Regions from separate parts of the Mus musculus genome. Here region 2 is linked to region 1. A link is a loop called in an ENCODE intact Hi-C map of the cell type or tissue named here. Cell type or tissue: heart. All regions are shown on one strand.

What was found. Hi-C counts contacts between places; a loop is a spot of excess contacts. Peaks named below come from ENCODE experiments on the same cell type or tissue, not always from the same donor. Only the 100,000 strongest peaks of a DNase experiment are listed, where the experiment ranks them.
Region 2: it touches region 1 in a loop (2.4-fold over the local background); 2 of 42 quality-filtered maps call a loop at or near these places.

The regions. Positions count from the first base shown.
Region 1 is chr9:114,929,148-114,933,147 of GRCm38, forward strand. All of the region lies in intron 1 of Gpd1l (glycerol-3-phosphate dehydrogenase 1-like), which reads right to left. Among named protein-coding and RNA genes, the nearest start is that of Gpd1l, 2.8 kb to the right of the region's middle. In heart, a CTCF peak has its summit at 1,504 (motif pointing left); a DNase peak (open chromatin) is centred at 1,684; H3K4me3 peaks cover 525 bases; H3K27ac peaks cover 347 bases.
Region 2 is chr9:114,729,554-114,733,553 of GRCm38, forward strand. It overlaps Cmtm6 (CKLF-like MARVEL transmembrane domain containing 6), which reads left to right and starts at 1,650. Exons shown (of 4, transcript NM_026036.3): 1 at 1,650-1,820. The coding sequence starts at 1,683. In heart, a CTCF peak has its summit at 1,645 (motif pointing left); DNase peaks (open chromatin) are centred at 628 and 1,598; H3K4me3 peaks cover 2,831 bases; H3K27ac peaks cover 1,904 bases.

The DNA of each region.
Region 1 (4,000 bases):
TGTGTGTGTGTGTGTGTGTGTGTGTATGCACAAGTATGTGTATGCCTGCCTGCACACATGGTTCCAATGGATGGTCAAGACTCCTCTGGCCTCTCTGTCACCAGTCTAGTTGCCTCGCACCCCCAGCCCCAGTCCCCACATGGAGGACAAGAGTACCTTACCTAGCCTACCTTCACAATCACTGGTATCAATTGGCTTGGAGGAGGCACTTGGGCCTGAGAGGTAATGGCTACATCTTAGCTCTAAGTGACTGCATCTCTGTTTATATAAATATTCAAACCGCTGTGGTTGGGACCAGATATGGACGTAATGGCTGGCTCATGTTTGAAAATGAGCAAAAGGCTGAAGTCACATCAGGGGGCAAATCTGCCCTTTTCTAAGGAGCAACTCACCAAGACGAGCTGCAGAGGTGACCCTGGTGTAAGGGGTCTCTGGACCACATGCTGCAGACACGGGGAGGACAGGCAAATCTGAGTTCAAGTCTAGCCTGGTCTTCATAGTGAACTCTTGTCTCACAAAACCAAAGCAACAACCAACAAATCCCCCTGTCCTGCAACGTGGTGCGGCGTCCCTGTAATCTCAGCACTGGGGAAGTAGAGGGAAAAGGATCAAAAGTTCAAAGTTGGGCCGGGCAGTGGTGGCGCACGCCTTTAATCCCAGCACTTGGGAGGCAGAGGCAGGCGGGATTTCTGAGTTCAAGACCAGTTTGATCTACAGAGTGAATTCCAGGACAGCCAGGGCTATACTGAGAAACTGTCTGGAAAAAAAAAAGTTCAAAGTTGGGACTGGAGAAGTGACTCAGGAGGTTAAGAACACTGCTAATCTTCCAAAGGACATAGGTTTGATTCCCAGCACCCACATGGTGGCTCACAACTGTCTGTAACTCCAGCCAGGGGATCTGATGATTGCTTCTGGCCTCCAAGGGCTCCAGACATACATGTGATACACAGATATACATGCAGACAAAACACCCACCCCCACAAAATACATAAATTTCTTTTTAAAAGTTATATAAATAAAACTCTATGGGATATATTAAAATAGTTCTAAGTCATCCTTTATATTAAATTCATGGCCAGGCTGGGCTATAAAAGACCATTCCCCCCCCCAAAAGGGGGAAAAACCCACCCTGTTTAAAATGTAACCTGTAGGCTTATGCCAGACCCCAGTTCACAGTTTGTATCTTTGAATCTTATCTTCTAAGCCCTTATTTATCTCACACCTGAGTCATTTAGTAGTGAGTCCTGTTCCAGAAATGAGCACAGTACCCTAAAAATCAAGAGGGCAGGAACTCTAAGGAACACAGCACCCACCAGGGGCAAACACTGACATACGTACAATCCAGAATTGAACATTCCATCTCTACCCCAACTATTTTTTTGAGACAGGATTTCATTGTATTCTGGTTGGTCTAGAACTTACTCTGTAGCCCAGGTTAGCCTCTAATTGTAGTGTTCCTCCTGTCTCAGTTCCCCATGTACAGCAATTACAGTCAGAGCCATTCTGCCCCCTTCTGGTCCCTCCCTGGTGTTTTCAGTCTCCGGAAGTGGGGATCCTCTGTCTAGGACTGGAGTGACTCTGTACTGAAGGTGATGGTCCAAAGCCAGCAATGATCCCGTAATGGAGGCAGGCAGCCAGCCCAAACCTTCCAAACATTTCTCAATCGCTGTGCCACAGGCCAAGTTCTACTCGCTCCCTGAGCCCGATCGGACCAAGAATGCAGCCAAGTACATCAGAATGAAGATGCTTCAGGCTAGCAGCCAGGCCTCCATGAAAGGCCAGAGAAGTTCTCTTGACAGCCCTTGTTCCAGCTCAGTCTAGCGTGGCAGAGCTGGGCCACTTCTGCCTGCACCTGACAAACTGGCAGAAGGGCTGCCCTCTGTGGAGCTGCACGGAAGAGGAAAAGGCTGTCTGTGAACCTAGCACCAGGGGGTTGGAGGCCCGGGGAGGAGGAGTTCAAAACCAGCCTCAACTGAGACAAGGCCAACTTGGGCTAAATGGGACCCAGTCTCAAAACAACAACATAATGTGCATAGTGGGTGCTTGTCCAGTGGCAGAGCCAGCAAGGCAGCTGATGTTTCTTTCCAGTGACCTTGATGTTGTAAGTGGTAAAGCCAACTTGAAGGTCTCCGTAAGGCTCTGAAGGACAGGAGTCCTATTTGATAGGGCACAGAGCTTTCTGCTGTTGCCTCAGGTAACACACTAAAAGCACATAGTGGGGCAGCAGGTAGAATCCTGATGATCTGAGTTAGATCCCCAGAGTTTACAGAACTCCCGAAAGTTGTCCTCTGACACACAAACACACAAAAAAAAAAAAAAAAAGGGAATGGACTCTACGGGATATATTAAAATATATAGGGTGTGGTGGCACATGCCTTTAATCCCAGCACTCAGGAAGCAGAGGCTGGAAGATCTGTGAGTTCAAGGCCAGCCTGGTCTACATAGCAAGTACCAAGACCTAATCTCAAAAATGAAATAAAACAGGGGCTGGGGAGATGGCTCAGTGGTTAGGGGCACGTGTTGCTCTCCCAGAGATCCTCTTTCCCAGCACCTGCACGCACAGCGGTTCACACCCATCTGTAACTCAGTTCCAGGAAATTCTCTGCCCTCCTCTGAGCTCTGCAGGGACCAGGCACAAGCACTTACAGATATACACAGGCAAAAACTCATATCCATACAAATAAAAATTAAACAAACTGGGGCTGGAGAGAGGGCTCAGCCGGTAAGAGCACTGACTGCTCTTCCAGAGGTGCTGAGTTCAATTCCCAGCAACCACATGGTGGCTCACAACCATCTGTAATGGGAACTGATGCCCTCTTCTGGTGTGTCCGAAGACAGCTACAGTGTACTCATATATATAAAAGAACATTTAAAAAAAATCTTTAAAAAAAATAAACTGTAATAAAAATAAAAAGCATGACTTTAAATTTCTGATTCCTCTGTCTGCCCCGTCAAGGACTGGAATTCCAGGCAGGTGTTACTACAACTCTTGGCTTTTAAAACACATGGCAGAGCCAGGCACTGGTGGTACACGCCTTTAATCCCAGCACTTGGGAGGCAGAGGCAGGCAGATTTCTGAGTTCGAGGCCAGCCTGGTCTACAAAGTGAGTTCCAGGACAGCCAAGGCTAAGAGAAACCCTGCCTCAAAAAACCAAAACACATGGCAGTCTGGCTGGGAGTGGAGTTGCTTCCTAGAAGCAAGGCCCCAGGGTCTGATCTACAACAGCACCAGAGTATTAACTTAGCAACAGAGTAGTTTTACGTAATTTGAGTGTGGGTGATGTAAGGAGTCTCCTCCACGACAGAGCATTCATTATTACTCAAGAGGTTCGATCTCCATAACCAAAGGGGGGGGGGGGGAGTGGGCTGGGCAATGTGGCCCTTGCATCGTCTTTAATAGCAGCAATCAAATCTGAGAGTAGATCGCTTGGTCTACCCAGCAACTATCAGGCCAGAGCTAAAGTAAAACCTGCCTCAAAGAAAAAAAATTTTTTTATTTAGTATATGCCAGGCACCAGGTAAAGGACTGAGGCCAACGCAAGGGTAGAGGCCAGCAATAGGAGGCCGGGGAGAGGCCACCGGTCCAGCCAGCTAAGGTTTCCTCCAAAAGTCCTTTCAGAGCCAAGTTTTCAAAGACCAGTCAGGTGGCTCCGACGACTCCAGAACAGTACCGCTTCTAGCAGCCTGAACTGTGGTGTGCGTCAGACCACAGGAAAACAGAAGGGGACAGAAGCCACGAGAATGGCCTTCAACTGTTCCACCCCTGGGCCGCGGGAAAAGTCTGGAACGCACCATACTCTGCCTCCTTCTCACGGAGACCCCCAACTTCTCCTGCGTTAAGGGCCACCAAGGTATGCAAACTACTGGAGGAGCTTCAAAGCCCTCTAAGCACCAAGCACTTTACAAGTTAAGTCAGAAAATACAGCCCAGTGGTGACGCGAAGCTCTGCAAACACCTTTCCCTGGGACCCTCACGTCCCGGTTGGGGGCTTGTTTTCTCT
Region 2 (4,000 bases), 200 kb before region 1:
AACAAGAACAATAAACTTGAGTAAAATTCCACTAAATGTTCTGCATTTCTTTTGTCCACTCATCTGTTGGCATGGTCAGTATGTTCATGTCATATATCAATATCTGACACTCTGATTAATCTTTTTGTTAATTGTCCTTTGAAATTTTCATTAATCTGCTAACTGTCCTGCCAGAAAGGATTTTCTGTCTCTGGTTGGCACGGGGCAGTAAACTTAATATCCAGATCTGGTTTTCAGTTGTACTGTAAACATCCAATGATACTGAAAAACAAGAACAGGGAAGACAGCTTAGCTGGTAAAGTGCTGGCTGCCATTGGTGATGTGAGTTCGATTCCTAGAACCCATATAAAAAGACCAATGTAGCCTGTGCTTGTAACGGCGGAGCTGGCAAGGCGGGACGCTGATCTCTGGGTCTTCTTAGCCTTTTAGCCTCACCTATCTAGTAAGCTAGGTTCAGTGAGACACACTGCCCTAAAACAGGGTAGATGGTGCCTGAGGAACATACTCAAGGTTGACTTCTGACCTCCACACTTGCACCCGCGCGAGCCTGCACCTTCATACGCGGGTGCACCCCTCCCGCCCATGAGAAGATGACTATCTGAAAGATGGAAGATAGTGAGACGTGAGAAATAAGTCAAATCTCTGTGGGAGGAGCATGGAGGGGTGCAGCTCAACGGGGGGGGGGGCGGGGGGGCGGGGCGGGGGGAGACGGGGACGGGCGCGGGGGAGGAGGGCGGTTAGCATACAGAAGGACCTCAATGTGATCTCTGGCAGTTTTAAAAAAACAAAACAGGCTGAGGGGAGGAGGAGCACGTGCCTGTAATCTCAGCACTTCAGAGACAGAGGCAGGAGGATTGTCACTAGTTGCAGACTAGTGCTGGCTATGTACATAGTTCTAGGCTAGTCTGGGCACGTGAAACCTTGGTTTTATTTCTTTTATTTTTAAATCAGACCGAAACGAAACTAAAAGACACAGATCAAGTCAGGGCGGAGAGGTGGCTCAGTAGGTAAAGGCGCCAGTTACTAAGCCTGAAAATGAATTCAATTCTCAGGAAGAAATGACTCAGAATAGTTTTCTGACCTCAGCACAACGCTCCTTCTTAGATAGGTGGATGGACGGATGGATAGATAGATCGATAGATAGATAGATTAAAAATATAGATAAAATAGATAGATTAATCAAAGTGTAATTTAAAAAATCCAAAAAACAAAAAAGCTGAAGTCCATCGAAAGCATGAAACTGTCAAGAGTTAGCCGGGCAGTGGTGGCGCAACGCCTTTAATCCCAGCACTTGGGAGGCAGAGGCAGGCAGATTTCTGAGTTCGAGGCCAGCCTGGTCTACAGAGTGAGTTCCAGGATAGCCAGGGCTACACGGAGAAACCCTGTCTCGAAAAACCAAAAATAAATAAATAAATAAAATAAAAACCCAAAAAAAGAAAGAAACTGTCGAGAGTTAACCAGAGAGCAGGAAAGGCAGAGGGGTGTGGCGAACAAGAGGCGCGGCAAACCATGGGGGCGTGGCAAAGGGAGAGAAATTCTATGGGCTGGAGCTCAGCAAGCGAGGGGGCGTGACGAGGCGTGAGGAGGGCGGAGTTGACCGGAAGCGTGGGCGGAGTCCCAGGAAGTGACGCCCCCTACCGCTCGGCCGAGAGTTTAGCTGGGTGAGCGAGTGTTTGCGGGCGATGGAGAACGGAGCGGTCTACAGTCCCACCACCGAGGCGGCCCCGGGCACTGGCAGGGGTGCGCGCAGCGGCCTGGCCGCCTACTTCGTCCTGGGCAGGCTCCCTTGGCATCGGCGCATCCTCAAAGGCTTGCAGCTGGTGAGCCTACGGCGGCGGCCGGGACCTGTGGGCTGAGGGCTGGGGTGGATGCCTCGAGGCTGCCGCTCGCTCGGCCTCCTCGTTCGGGAAGCAGCCGTTTCCACACCCCAGTTCCTTCCCTTCCTACCCGGGAAGGAGGCGTTGCCGTCCACCGCCTACCCGTGGCCCGGCCTCAGCCTCTTAAACCCTTTTTCCCTTCTCTCAGCTAGAATTCTTTCATTATCGCCCAGAATGCTTGTGTTTCAGACAACGTAGTGCTTTCTGTTTATCTTTTCTGGCTTTTGCGGTTTTCCGGGTGCTGGCCCATTAGGGCAATATAACATGTCGGATAGTTTGTGTATGTGTTTAACTTGCACAGTGAGTTTGATCAAGGCAGAGAGAGTCGAAAGGGCATCTTTCTGCTTCATGTGTGCGGGTGAGAGAACCTGAACCTGCTTCTCTTTATTTCCGCCTAGGCGTGAAACTGTAGTCATCTTTGCTATTTAAATTATGATACTCCTGCTGTGTCTCAGCTGCCAATGGGTATTAAGGTTTTTCAAGAAGACACTTTTCGGAAAACCAAATTGTTTAGAATGTTTATGGGTTTTGTTTAGTTTTGTGAGCCATTTATGCTAAAAGTGGCCCACTGCCTTTCTTGGGAAGATTTAAAATTCTCAAAACGCCGATAATCAGAACTTACATTCTTGGAACTCAGTTGACCTACTTTCCTGAAGTAGAAAGCCAGCAGTTAGAAAACTGGCGCTGCTTTTAGGTGCCAGCTTGGGGATGAGAGGAAATCATTCAGAGACAAGTGATAAGTAGATCTGGTCTTGTGTAACCCCCTACATCCTCCTAAGATGTCTGCAGTGGACACCTTTAGGTTCCGCAGGCACCTGGGTTCCCCGTCTTTGCGCATTTGCAGAACCTGTTCCTTTAACCCAGATGGGTGTGGTTTTGCCCCCACCCTTCCACCTCCTTCTTTTCCTTCTCCCTCTCTCCCCTTGTTCCTCTCTTCCTCCCCCTCTCCTTTCCATTCCTTCTCTTCCACTCTTTTTTCACAGGGTCTCAAGTCTCATGTAGTCCAGTTAACTTTAGACTCACTAATGTAGAGGATGACCTTTGAACTCCTGATACTGCTGTCTCCACAGTGCTGGGATTACAGGTGTGCTCCACCGTGCGGTCTATGTGGTGCGGAGAATTGAACCCAGGGCCTTGTGCATGCGAGGCAAGTGCTCTGCCTACTGTGCTATAGCAACAGCTCCAGATTGTGTCTCTTTTGCGCTTCTCTTTTGCCCTTCTCTGCAGTAAACACATGTGTCTAATGGAACCTTTTGAACAGAGAAATTTCTGTTTGCTCCAAGGAAGTCATCTCTATTGGTCTTCTGCATGGGTGTGCAGAACAAAATCTCTTATTTTTAGTTGCTTTTATTTCTTTTTCTAATAAGAAATGCTAAAGCCGGAGTAAAAAATTCTCATTATTATAGTTCAGCAGGCCTTAGCTCTGTGTCTTCAGAATAGGACACAACCCGAAGTTTTGCTGGTGTTTTGCAGTTGAACCATAGAGATGAGTTTGCCTTGAAAAGGTCGTTAGCTGCTCTGTGTGTATTTGCCATCATGGGAATAGAGCAAAGCACTCTGTGAAATCCGTTTGTTATGGGGAACTTGTAATGCTAAAGCATGCTTTCTTTAAATACTTTACTCCCTATACACCCCACCTCCACCCCAGGCTGGCTGTTTTGAAACTCACTCTGTAGGCTAGGCCGGCTTTGAACTCAAGAGTTCTGCCTGCCTCTGCCTCCCAAGTGCTAGGATTAAAGGCTAGTACTACCACCACTGCCCACTTTTTCATTTTTATAGTTGCCGTTTTGTTCCTGCTTTTTCTGTTTTAATACAGTCTTACTTATTAACAATAAAAATATACTACAGGGTTACTAAAGAAAGTCCCAAGAAAGCTATAGATGAGGTCTGTTTGGCCAGGCTGAGGGCTGTAGGCAAGACTTCTCCTAGTCTTTAGTTGATTTAAAGCCTAATAGAATTGCAGAGCTCTGATAAGAAAACAAGGGTGTGGAGACACCAGAATCAGAAGCAGAGGCATAGTGTGTTAACAAGGAACCTTCAAGCCTCGGGAAGTGCATTTGCAGTGTTTGTATGTGATTCGGTTATTCTGGGCCCATGAATCTTATTAGCAGGTTTTCTAAGAC